Linked DNA regions of Homo sapiens: all the other regions are linked to region 2. Evidence: chromatin contacts called from ENCODE Hi-C or POLR2A ChIA-PET data. All regions are on one chromosome and are shown on one strand. Each heading gives the region's core, a stretch centred on a gene start or an enhancer-like site at or near the end of the contact. The rest is flanking DNA. Distances are from core to core; before and after follow the strand shown. Region 1 holds the start of FECH (ferrochelatase). Region 2 holds the start of STARD6 (StAR related lipid transfer domain containing 6). Region 3 holds the start of CFAP53 (cilia and flagella associated protein 53). Region 4 holds the start of CXXC1 (CXXC finger protein 1).

What was found. A loop is a pair of places that touch in the nucleus more often than their neighbours do. ChIA-PET counts read pairs that join two places held with the same protein, here RNA polymerase II (POLR2A). Pooled maps may share reads with other maps.
Region 1: a loop to region 2 is called in a pooled map, with 16 times the contacts of the local background. The contact joins the promoter of FECH here to the promoter of STARD6 in region 2. A Hi-C loop is called at or near these places in 4 of 50 pooled maps. POLR2A ChIA-PET finds 5 or more read pairs at or near these places in 2 of 52 experiments (OCI-LY7 and T-cell).
Region 3: a loop to region 2 is called in a pooled map, with 4 times the contacts of the local background. The contact joins the promoter of CFAP53 here to the promoter of STARD6 in region 2. A Hi-C loop is called at or near these places in 4 of 50 pooled maps.
Region 4: a map of CD8-positive, alpha-beta T cell shows a loop between it and region 2 (35-fold over the local background). The contact joins the promoter of CXXC1 here to the promoter of STARD6 in region 2. A Hi-C loop is called at or near these places in 1 of 168 maps with a recorded cell type or tissue (CD8-positive, alpha-beta T cell), 1 of 37 single-sample maps with no recorded cell type and 8 of 50 pooled maps.

Annotation. Positions count from the first base shown.
Region 1 is chr18:57,585,403-57,588,109 of GRCh38, forward strand. FECH (ferrochelatase) reads right to left here and starts at 1,300. Exons shown (of 11, transcript NM_000140.5): 1 at 1,152-1,300. The coding sequence starts at 1,218. RefSeq lists silencers at 992-1,041, 1,052-1,111, 1,122-1,481.
Region 2 is chr18:54,356,463-54,359,162 of GRCh38, forward strand. STARD6 (StAR related lipid transfer domain containing 6) reads right to left here and starts at 1,396. Exons shown (of 8, transcript NM_139171.2): 1 at 1,330-1,396. C18orf54 (chromosome 18 open reading frame 54) reads left to right here and starts at 1,444. Exons shown (of 9, transcript NM_001288980.2): 1 at 1,444-1,613; 2 at 2,312-2,408. RefSeq lists enhancers at 1,948-2,459, 1,961-2,030.
Region 3 is chr18:50,265,079-50,267,778 of GRCh38, forward strand. It overlaps CFAP53 (cilia and flagella associated protein 53), which reads right to left and starts at 1,417. Exons shown (of 8, transcript NM_145020.5): 1 at 1,258-1,417. The coding sequence starts at 1,326. It also overlaps a transcript of MBD1 not described here. RefSeq lists enhancers at 821-1,666, 1,013-1,142, 1,313-1,382.
Region 4 is chr18:50,286,396-50,289,095 of GRCh38, forward strand. CXXC1 (CXXC finger protein 1) reads right to left here and starts at 1,297. Exons shown (of 15, transcript NM_014593.4): 1 at 1,192-1,297; 2 at 345-463; 3 at 144-244. The coding sequence starts at 1,194. RefSeq lists enhancers at 41-90, 911-1,030, 1,151-1,240, 1,351-1,720.

The DNA.
Region 1 (2,707 bases), core at 50-2,549, 3.2 Mb after region 2:
ACGACCTCAAATCTAGGACCTGTCAGACTTTATTTGCCACAGGAAAGGTCAGTGAAAGAAAAGATTAGTTCAATACTTCTTTCAGCCCCACGACTGGCACTGTGCTGCCTCTTCTTAAAAAACAATGCCCTTTGTCCCCCAGCGCCCTTAGTGAGCTAGCCTCATTGTACACTGGGTCCTTAGTATTTTCCTAACAAAGGCACGTCTAATGAGATATGGAGGTTCAGAGGGGATTCCCTCCACTCCAAGTAGGTGTCAGACTGACGAACGTCTTAGAAAAATATGTCCGGTCTGTGTCCAGTCACCGTTCGGATGCATTGAATAAGCATCTTATTCGTGGCAGCCTTCTGCATGAATGGCTAGACATCTTGAGGATGCCTGTGTACTACTGTGTGCCAGGCAAGGTGCTCATGTTCAAGGCAAGCCTTAAAAAAAAAATTAGGATTTCAATGTACATTTACCAAAGCTCTGGCGAGGTTAGGTGCCTTGTTCAAGGTGTCACAGTTGGAAATGCTGTCCCAGCCAGGTGTGTGAGATCCACAGTCCCATCAGCTCATCCTGTGGTCACAACCTATTCACGGTTTGCATCAGAAACGTGGGAGGCTGTTCCTGGGTCTTACAAGTTCCCCAGATATCTCTAGAAAACGCTAGCCCAGGCTGCCCCACGGGGGGTCCCGCTGCTAAGGAGAAGTGGGCACAGAGGGACCAAGGACCATGGGCTTTCCTCAGCAGGGAGGGAACTGCAGGGCAGATGTCCATGGTGGTGATGATGAAGATGCCTTCCTTACTATCCTCTATGGCAGGCCCATAACATACCTTCCCTCGCGTAATCTTCTCAACAGCCTGGTTATTGCAGGTGACAATAACCAAGGCTCTGGGAAATTCCAGCCACTGCTCCAAGCCACCCAGCCGACCGATGGGACTTGAACCTGCGCCTCCTGGATCCGGGCGCCCTCCCCGCGGCCTCCCGAGCCCTGAGTGCTGCCCTCAGCCCTCCCTTCTCCGCGACGCCCCTCGCCCGGTTGCTCGCAGCACCCCCAAGGCCGCTCCCCGAATCCCCCGGGCGCGAGGGCCCGGGCGCCAGCTGCCCGCTCTGCCCACGCCTTCTCAGGGATCCTGGCCCTGGCGGCCGCCGCGACAGACCCACTTACGCGGATCGCGGAGCAGGACGCCCGCGGCGCGCAGGGCCGCAGCCATGTTTGCGCCGAGTGAACGCATTGCCTGGGCAGCCTCGGCCCGAGTCCGGGCTCCTCCCGCGGCGGCGCGCCCAGGTGTCCGCCCAGCAGTGGCCGAGCCGGGTAGCGATCCCCACGCGCGTCCCCAGCCCCCTGACCTCGCGCCCTCCCGGCGCGCCCGCTCATTCGCTGCCGGGCCGGGGCGGGCGAGGCCAGGCAGAGACACGCCCCTCGCGGAGAGCCCGCCCCAGCTGGGCGCCGCTCCCTGCGTGAAAATGGGCCCGGGGGCTGAGCTAGAAGCCCGCTCCCCACCACCATCGCAGGTCACTGCAAAACCTGCTGGACTCCTAGTTGCGTGCCCTGTTTGCATCTGCCAAACTAGCGAAGTCAGGATCCTCAGCCATGACTCAGCAAATAACTTTTTTCGACGTTTCCATTACTATTATTTAGATATAAGGATGCTTTTGCCTCAGTTCTCCAGTTTGCCTGCCTAGTCACAACACAAGTGTGCAGATCCTGTTTTGTTTTGCTTTATTTTCAGAATAGAAAAAGGGATTATTCAGTTTCTCTGCACCCTCTCTGTGTAGCAGAATTTGACAGGTGAAACTCACTGAAGAGCATTAGGAAAAGTGAAGGCCAGCCTGGCAAGTGCATTTCTTGGAGGGACGGTATGATGAGGTTTGTCTGTATCATATCCGCGCACCTTCCCAGTTTAGCCGCCCGTCCCGCCCCCAAGGTCGCACACTGAGATCACTGGGAGGAACAGGCGCCCATTTCATTCCTACACCTCCGTCAGCCCACCCTGCCTATATATGTTCAGTGCATTGTGGAGTAGGAAACCAGCCCTTGGTACAGAAAGGTCTCAGGCATCGGTATTCATTGAACAAATATTGAGCACCTACTATGTGCACTGGGAAAACAGTAGTGAAAAGAGTAGACGGGGGCTTACATGGGGTTAGGGGAGACACAGAAAATAATCACAACATGTAATACTTTGAATGATGGAGCCCTTCCACGGCCTCCCCTCTTCTTTTTCCCTCTCAGGACAAAAGAAGAATGAAGCAAGGTAAAAGAGATGGGGTAGGGTGGGGGAAGGGACTAATGCAATTTGAAGCAGGTGGGTCAGAGTCTCACACATTCGAGCAAAGGCCTTATACACATTTGAGCAAAGGGGGCAAGCCATATGGAACATTCAGGGAAGATGGAGTCTAGATTCAGCTGAAACCCAGTTTTCTGTAGCTTAAATATGTGCTACTGATGGAATTAGTTTATTTCTTATTAAAGTTGGTCCTCCTGATGGTTATAAGCCCAATGCAAAATGTCAAATTAAATGGATAGCCTTTCATATTACCTACATGATCTTCATATCCAAGCGGATGTCCTGAGAAAAGCACAGTAAAACCTGCTCCAGGTATCAACCCACCTTCCTTATATGTGTGGCTATTCTCTACCCTCATAAAAAAATTATAGTCTTCTTAAGTTGCCCTGTAAAGAGGTGATCTTCATGGATAACATACTTCTCTACCTACAGT
Region 2 (2,700 bases), core at 146-2,645:
GAAGTAGAATTATTTTGATCCATGAATTAGGTCAATATATTTGATAATTTTCTTTATATCTTCTCAGTGTCCTTTATCTATACTTTGTCTTCATTAGGAAACATTTGCTACATATATGCCCCAAGATGAAAGAAAAATATAGTACAAAAAACTTTAAAAGATACTGTTTATAAAAAGAATCTTTAAGAAACTATTTTAAAGGAACTCAGTTTAAAAAGACACTTAGGTGGAACGTGGATACAAAAATTTAAGTTTTTAAGCTTACGTCACTAACAATTAACAAGGATTGTTAATCCCCGACCAGGGCTCGTCTTAGCATATAAAACACCGTTCTTGATTTCCTATTGGAAACCTACTTGATATTAATTGATCTAGAGACTTTGAAGATTATTGGGACATACCACTAGCAGGGTATGTCTTATTTTCAAATCACCAACTATTACTGCCACAATAGACCTGTGTTTAACCACTAAACTGAACGTTATAGCTTCCGGACTTTTTCATTTGCTAAGAGAAAAGGGAAGGTAAAATTTAGTAGGCTACAAAGGGTAAAAAGAAGAAAGTGCAAACAGTAAGACTACAATTGTATTACATGGTGGTGGAACGTCGGATGAGCTGGAACATATTCAGATGGACTCATGGTCAAGGATATCTTCACTCATAGGGTCAGTGGAAAATAAACATAAACCAACATTGGGATGGCCTCTTTTTTTGATACACCAATTGGTTGAAACTGGATTCCTTCCAGACTTACAGACAGGTTCACACATGTTAGTGAGTCTTTACATCTGTTTGTACAATGACCCTCTTTCTGAGCTGCCTGACTGGGTCCCCAATCCGTGCGGGGTCACTGCCATTCTTCCCTGGGAATCAAGGCTTCCTAGGAGTTTGTTAAATCCCATCCCTGGCTAAACTCGGGTCTCCAATCTCCCATCTGCTTTGTGTGTGAGAGGCTCCGGGGTGTGAGAGGAAAGGCACTGAAGAGGGAGTGAAAGAAGTGGTGAGGGGGGACTGCCTACTAGCTGAGACGATATCTTATTTTTGGCGGGGGATGCTCTGGAAGCGGGGAGGCTGAACTCACTTGGAAAAACTGGAGCTGTGGGGCAGACTCTCAGCGACCGGAACGACAGCCGCCAGCGCCCTTAAGTCTCCCTCCCCACCCAGTCCCCTCCCGCAGACCCCGGGGCCGGCTGAAGGGAGATCAGCAAGTCCCCGCGCAAACTGGCCGAGAATAGCTGTGACGGAGGTTGGAAGGGCGTGGGGGGCAGCGACTTGGATGCAGCCCACATCCCCCCATTCCCAGCCCCAGAAAGGAGGGAGAAACAGCACCTTCCAGCAGGGGTCGCGACCTAACGCTCAACAGCATCCTCTCTTCTCCGGCCGCTCCCTCATCTCCGCTCGCGCCCGGCGCCCCACTGCCGCGCATGCGCACCGCAGGCCGGCGCCATGTTGGGGCGGTTTGAAAGCGAGCGCGGGTGTCGAGCTCTGCTGTGACTGCGGAGGAAGCTGCGAGTGAGCCGAGCCTGAGGCGGGGCGGTGTCCGGGTTGGGGATGCTTTGTGGTGTCTCGCGTTGGGTAACAGGCCTGAGCTTTCGGCGGAGAGCTGTGGAAGTGTGCGGTTTTTGTTTTTGTTTTCCTTTATTTTTATTTTGGGGCCTTAGGGGTGAGTTAGGACGGAAAGGAGGGTGTCTTTTCGAGGGTTGTCCCATCCTGTGACAGCCGAGAAAAGGCGAAAGGAGAGTGGCGAGGAAAGAGGAGGAGACGTCTCCTGAGGGAGGGCGCTTGTGGAGTCTCTGTGGAAGGAAGAACACTGTAGGGGGAGTGCCCCCTGGGCGAGGGAGGGTCGCGGGACGCGGCGGAGGGGGCTCACACGGGCGTCTGCGGACCTGAGGCGGCGACAGGAAGGGGCTTGCGCTCTGGGGCTGTCGCTTCGGAACACTTCTCCTTCAGTCCATTGCTGCGCTCGCCCTGGCTGCTGAATAAATGGTTTCGGAGTGAAAAGCATCTCACTGAAGAACTTGTCTGTGTCTGTGACTGACGGGCGGTGGAACACCAAAGGGAGGGTGTCGCCTGATTGGGACTGGAAAAATTGGAATTCAGGGCGCCCGGGGTAGGGGAACGATGCGCACTGCTGGAGACGGGCGACCTTCGCTGGCCGGTCGGTGGGTTCCTGGTTTTCTGCTGCCGAGTAAACAAACGTTCCCTTTCCTAACTTAGCAGTCACAGAGCTATTTCCAAGAGTTGTTCTTAATTTCCTGTGCGATATTCCCATTGGCTATTTAACACTGAACATTCTGTTTTTGAATCAAAGTTAGTTAAAATTTGTTGTCAATAAGTTTAACATTCTGTTCTTCCGCGTGATGGATTTTCTTTTGGAGATTCGAACTGAAGCCTGTACGGAGGAAATGGTAAGATATATGGGATTTGCATGAGATATGTGGGGTTCAAAATAATCCTGTGGCTGAAGTGGGGAGAAGTGGGTGGGTCCCTACCCACTTTAGCTACAATTGGGGTCTGTTCAGCGATTGTTGGAAGCAGGATGATGAGTACATAGGGGTTTATTGAACGATTCTACTTTTGTATACTCTTTTGGGGAAAAGTTGGAAAACTTTTCATAATGAAACTTAAATTGTGCATTTTCTTTTTGTCTGTCCTGTGAGTTGAAATAACTAGTAAATGTTATCACCCACTTACGGAGAC
Region 3 (2,700 bases), core at 167-2,666, 4.1 Mb before region 2:
AATATAGCACATCATTATTTACCGTGCTAACCTTTAGTGGTTTCATTCTACCTAAGTTTTTTTTTGCAATTGGATTACAAGTTGAGCACCCCTAATTTGAAAATCTGAAATCTGAAATGCTCCAAAATCTGAAGCTTTTTGAGCACCCACATGATGACATAAGTGGAAAATTTCACACCTGACCTCATGTAAGGGGTCACAGTCAAAACACAAGCAAACAACACATATTTATTCAGCATCCCCAAGGGGAAAATAAAATTACCTTCGAGGTAATGAAATATAAATAAATTCTGTGTTTAGACTTGGGTCCCCTCCCCAAGATATTGCATTATGTATATGCAAGTATTCCAAAATCCAAAAAAAAAATCTGAAATCCTAGACATCTCTGGTCCCAAGCATTTCAGATAAGGGATACTTGACTTGTATAAGCTCCTTGAAGGGAGGGCTCAGGCTTCAATAAAGAGTTAACCTTCCAGGATCATTGTATCCACCCCTGTATCTCCCACAATACTGCGCACACAGCAGGGGCTCAAGCAATAACTCTGCCTACATGTTAGTTTTCTGGTGGGTAGAAACTAATTTGTAGAAACAAAAAAATCTACATGTATGGACCAATAGTGTCTGAGGTTCTCAGCAGGAACCATCAAATTCTGCAGCAAGCACATTTTCCTGGCCTACTACCACTCCAGCCTTAGAGGCAGGCACCTGAGTTTTTCCCAGGTCTGAAGGGACACTTCTGTCCAGCAATGGTTACTGGTTGAGTTGGCACAGGAAAGGCGTTGGGTGCTATAACCACTCACAACCTAATTCCCCTTCCTCAGACGATTTTCCTAGGAGTGAAAGACCAGCTCCAAATCATAGGCCCGCCCTGCCCCCAGATCTGTCTCTGGGCCGGGTGCCCTTTCCATAACACACACTCGCCACTGCATGGGGGACAGACATCCTTCCGGTGTCTTGGAGACTGAAAAACCCTAAGATCCCTAGTGGTGATTCTCCAAAAACAGAACCTAAATATTATAACTTTGGGGGCAGATGAAAGGCTGTAAGGATGAAAACAGAGGGAGATGAGTGGGTGAGAGGTGGGGTAGATAGGTGAGCGACCTTATCTTCCTTCTTTCAAAATTCAACCCACTGCATCAGGCGACACCCGTTCCCCTCGAGAAGGCCCCGGGTGGGGGCCGAAGTGGGATAGGCCAGGCCTGGAGTGCGGAGAGATGGAGAAAGCTGTAGGGTCTGGCAGACATATCCTGTGCTTACCACGATCACCACTTTGGGGGTGGGGCCCTTAACCTCCCGCTGTACGGTGCCAAACCGCTGGCTGTACATTTTCGAGTCCCCTTCGGGACGGGGGCGGCGTCCGCCGCGTTTCCCCCAACCGTGGCGACCTGCGGGACCCGCTTCCGCGACGCAGAAGTCTGGTTGCCATGGTGCGCCTCGCGGGATTAGGGGCCGGTAGAGGTGGGCGGGTCGGGCGGAAGTCGGTCTGGTCACCATGGGGGCCGCAGACGCCTGCACTCGGGACTTCCTCTTCCAGCTGAGAAGCTGAGCCTGCGCAGTCCTCACCCCGCCCCTCGGCCAAATCCCGCCGACCTTGCTCCCTTCCTCCAGGGTTCATCAGAATGGCAGAAAAAACCTCTAGCCCAAGAAAAATCAAAGCTCTAATTACAATTCCAGTTGACTTTGCTATTTATATCTTGTAATGGTCTAAAAGTATGAAAAAGGTTAGCGAACATTTTTTGGGAAGCTTAAATTTTGCACTATCTGTAGGTTAATCTTGATGACGGTAATAATCACAGGAAAACCTTATATTTGTGTAGTTCTTTACAATTTCCAAGATATTTTCACACACACAGCCTTTTAACCTCACAGATTTTTTCTGAGACAAGGTCTCGCTCTGTCGCCCAGGGTGGAGTGCAGTGGCGTGATCATGGCTCCCTGCAGCCTCGTCCTCCTGGGCCTCAGCCTCCAGAGTATCTGGGACTACAAAGCCTGCGCCACCACGCCCTGCTAATTTAAAAACAAATTTTGAAGAGACAGGGGGTCCCGCTATGTTGCTCAGGCTGGAACTCCTGCTCCTGGGTTCAAGCGATCCTCCCCACTGCCCCTCCCGCCGGCCTCCCAAAGTGTTGGAATTACAGGGTGCGCTACCGCGCGTGGCCGCAAATATCTTACAGGGTTGATAGAATAGCAAGTAATACTATCCTTATTTTCCAGCTAAGGCAAAGCTCAGGGAGCCTAAGTGCCTTGTCAAACCAAATAACCAGTAATAATAATAATTTTTTAAAACCTGTTAATAAAATCTTCCTATTTGCCATTGGCAGAAACCAGGGCTTAGACTCAGGATATCCTAGGATGGGGGCAGATCAAATGGACTAGTGGGGCAGTGGCACGACCTGGTGGAGCATAATTAAGAGTCTGAGGGTCACAGTGGACCAGGGTCAGGATGTGGATCAGAAGTCCAGTAACTGGTTTCTGAGAATCAGGATCCAGGCAGAACAGGAAACACAAATCAGGGAACCAGGACGGACCTGCAGCACAGGTGGTAACCACAGTTGCATTTCCAGTCAAGAGCAAGGTGGTAATACCTAAAAGCCAATTAAGAATGACACTGTGATACTCCCATTCTAAAGTGGGGGTGAGCATAGAACACTTGTGAGCACATGCAACAAATCAGTACCTACGTCAAACTGACATATAATA
Region 4 (2,700 bases), core at 47-2,546, 4.1 Mb before region 2:
CCGTGGGATCTTCTATTACTCACAATGGAGCCCCATTCCAGCTCACCACAGACGTGTATCACTAATCCCCATAACCCCCCCTTGTGGCTCCTCCTCCTCCCTTGAAGCCCCACCTGCCTTCCCTGTCCATCCATGGCCCTCACCTCTGCACTCCCGACAGTACCACTCCCGGATGGCCTTGGCCATCTTCTCAGTGATCCGGATGCAGTCCCCATGGAACCACTCATTGCAGTTGTCACACCCGCTGCAGAGGATGGGGCAGGCGATGGAGATGTGAGGGGCGCGGCCCATCGGCCTCACCCCACCCTGCCAGTGTCAGCCCCGCCCATCTCTCCCGCGCTCACATCATGAAGCAGTTGATGTCCGGTTTGCGGCAGATGCAGTAGATGGGCGCATTCTCCCCATTCTCGGACTTGCTGTCCTCCCCGGCATCTGGAGGCTCTGGGTCTGAACCATCTCCCTCCTGCAGGACACCCCCATTACGGATCCTTAAGCAGCCCCCACCGTGGCGGCTCATCCCCCCATTACAACTCCACCGTGGTCAGCAGGGATCCCCACTCTGCCTGCAGATTTCACATCGGGGCCCCCAAAAAACCTCTCCATCACAGTCCCCACTGACCCCCATCCCTTCCTCTGACATCCTATTACTCTGCTCCATACTTCCCATCACGCACCCACCGACACCCGCTCCCTGCGTCCACACTCGCTAATGGGTCATGGCGACCCTCCATCGTGGCGCCTCACAGACCCCGCGTAACTCACTGCGGACTTCCCATCGCGGTTCTCCACGCACCCCTCCCTGTTTATCTCATAGACCCACCTGGCACCCGCACCCACCCCCAGTCGCGGCTGTCCACGGATACCCGGACACGGACTCCTCGTCACGGCTCACTACAGACCACTCAATGTGACTCCTTACAACCCGCTTATCCCTCTGCCCTAAGAACCCCCGATCATGGTTTCCCACGGAACTGCCACACGGAGTCCCCACTAAACTTCTATTAAGGAGCCCCCCACCGTGGCTCACCATAGAACTCCCAGATGGTTCATCATTCTGCCCATAGACTCCCGCCGTTCAGTCCACAGACTCCGGTTATGGCTCACCACAGACCCCTGAGTCGGCCGACAGACCCCACTGTTGCCAACCGACCGACCTCCACCGCCGAACCCCTCCCTGGACCCGCTACTTACCATATCTCCGCTCCCGGCGCACTCCCTCACGACCCCCGCCAGCGACCCGCGAACCTGCACAGACCACTCGGCGGCGTCCCAGGCGGTTGCAAAGGCGCCCACAACTACTTCCGCTTCTAGTCACGCCTCCCAGGCAGCGTACTCCTATTGCGCAGGCCCCATGCGTCGTCTCCGCTGCAAACCAGTAGGTGGCCGGCCTAGAGCCCCCAAGACCCCTCAGGCGCCGCCATCTTGCTTATCGTATCCGTATGGTGGCCGAATCCATATGTTCGCCGGGAACATGGCCGCGCTCTAATGTGGCTTTCCCGAGGGCGCCGCCACCTTGTCAGTAGAGTCCGTACGGCGGCTGCTTGTACGGCCTCGACGTACAGGCAACATGGCTGCACCTACTGCGTGACTTCCTCATAGATGCCGTCATCTTGGAATCCGATTCCGTACGTGGGTCGAATTCCGTACGTTCCTAGGCGACATATGACGGCGACCTAATTGCGGATTCTTCACGGGCGCCGCCATCTTGGTGGTTGATTCCGTACATTGCCCGTTTGTCAGGCAGAGAGGTTCACAGGTAAAGTGACCGCTTCCGAAGCACGACCTGGATCAAGTTGTATTCATTCCTCCATTCAGTCTCTTTCCCCTTCCACATGTATTAATGGGGCGTCGGCAGGCTGTGTGCCTTGCGGGGCGGAGGAAACCAGTTCCTCTGTCGTCTCCGACTTCACCTGCCACCACTCTTTCCGGCTTTTACTCCTCCCACTTGTCATTCTTCTGCCAGGCCTGGCACGGTTCGGCTTCTATTTATTTTATTTTTATTTAAAAACAATTCTTAAACTAATATCAAATCTTATTTTAGTTCTATAAGCTGCACAATAAGCCTAAACACAGTTTACTTATCCATTTCTTTATTGTTTAGCATTTAGAACATTTTCAAATATTATTCTAAATAAAGTTGCAACGAACATTCTTAAACATAGATCTGTATGCTCATCCCTGATTATTTCTTGTGAAATGTGATATACAAATTTACAAATATACAAATGTGATATACCAGGTGTAACTCTGGTTAACAGCTGTAAGATGGAGCCTGGAAGCCAGGCTTTATTTATTTATTTATTTATTTATTTATTTATTTTATTTATTATTTATTATGTATTTATTTATTTATTTTTATTTATTTACTTATTTTTTGAGACGGAGTTTCACTCTTGTTGCCCAGGCTGGAGTGCAATGGCGCGATCTCAGCTCACTGCAACCTCCGCCTCCCGGGTTCAAGCGATTATCCTGCCTCAGCCTTCCGAGTAGCTGGGATTACAAGCATGCACCACCATGCCCGTCTGATTTTTTTTGTATGTTTAGTAGAGATGGGGTTTCACCGTGTTGGCCAGGATGGTCTGGATCTCCCGACCTCAGGTGATCCGCCCGCCTCGGCCTCCCAAAGTGCCGGGATTACAGGCGTGAACCACCGCGTGCCTGGCCCGCCTGGAAGCCATTCTATGGACTCCCTGCAAACTT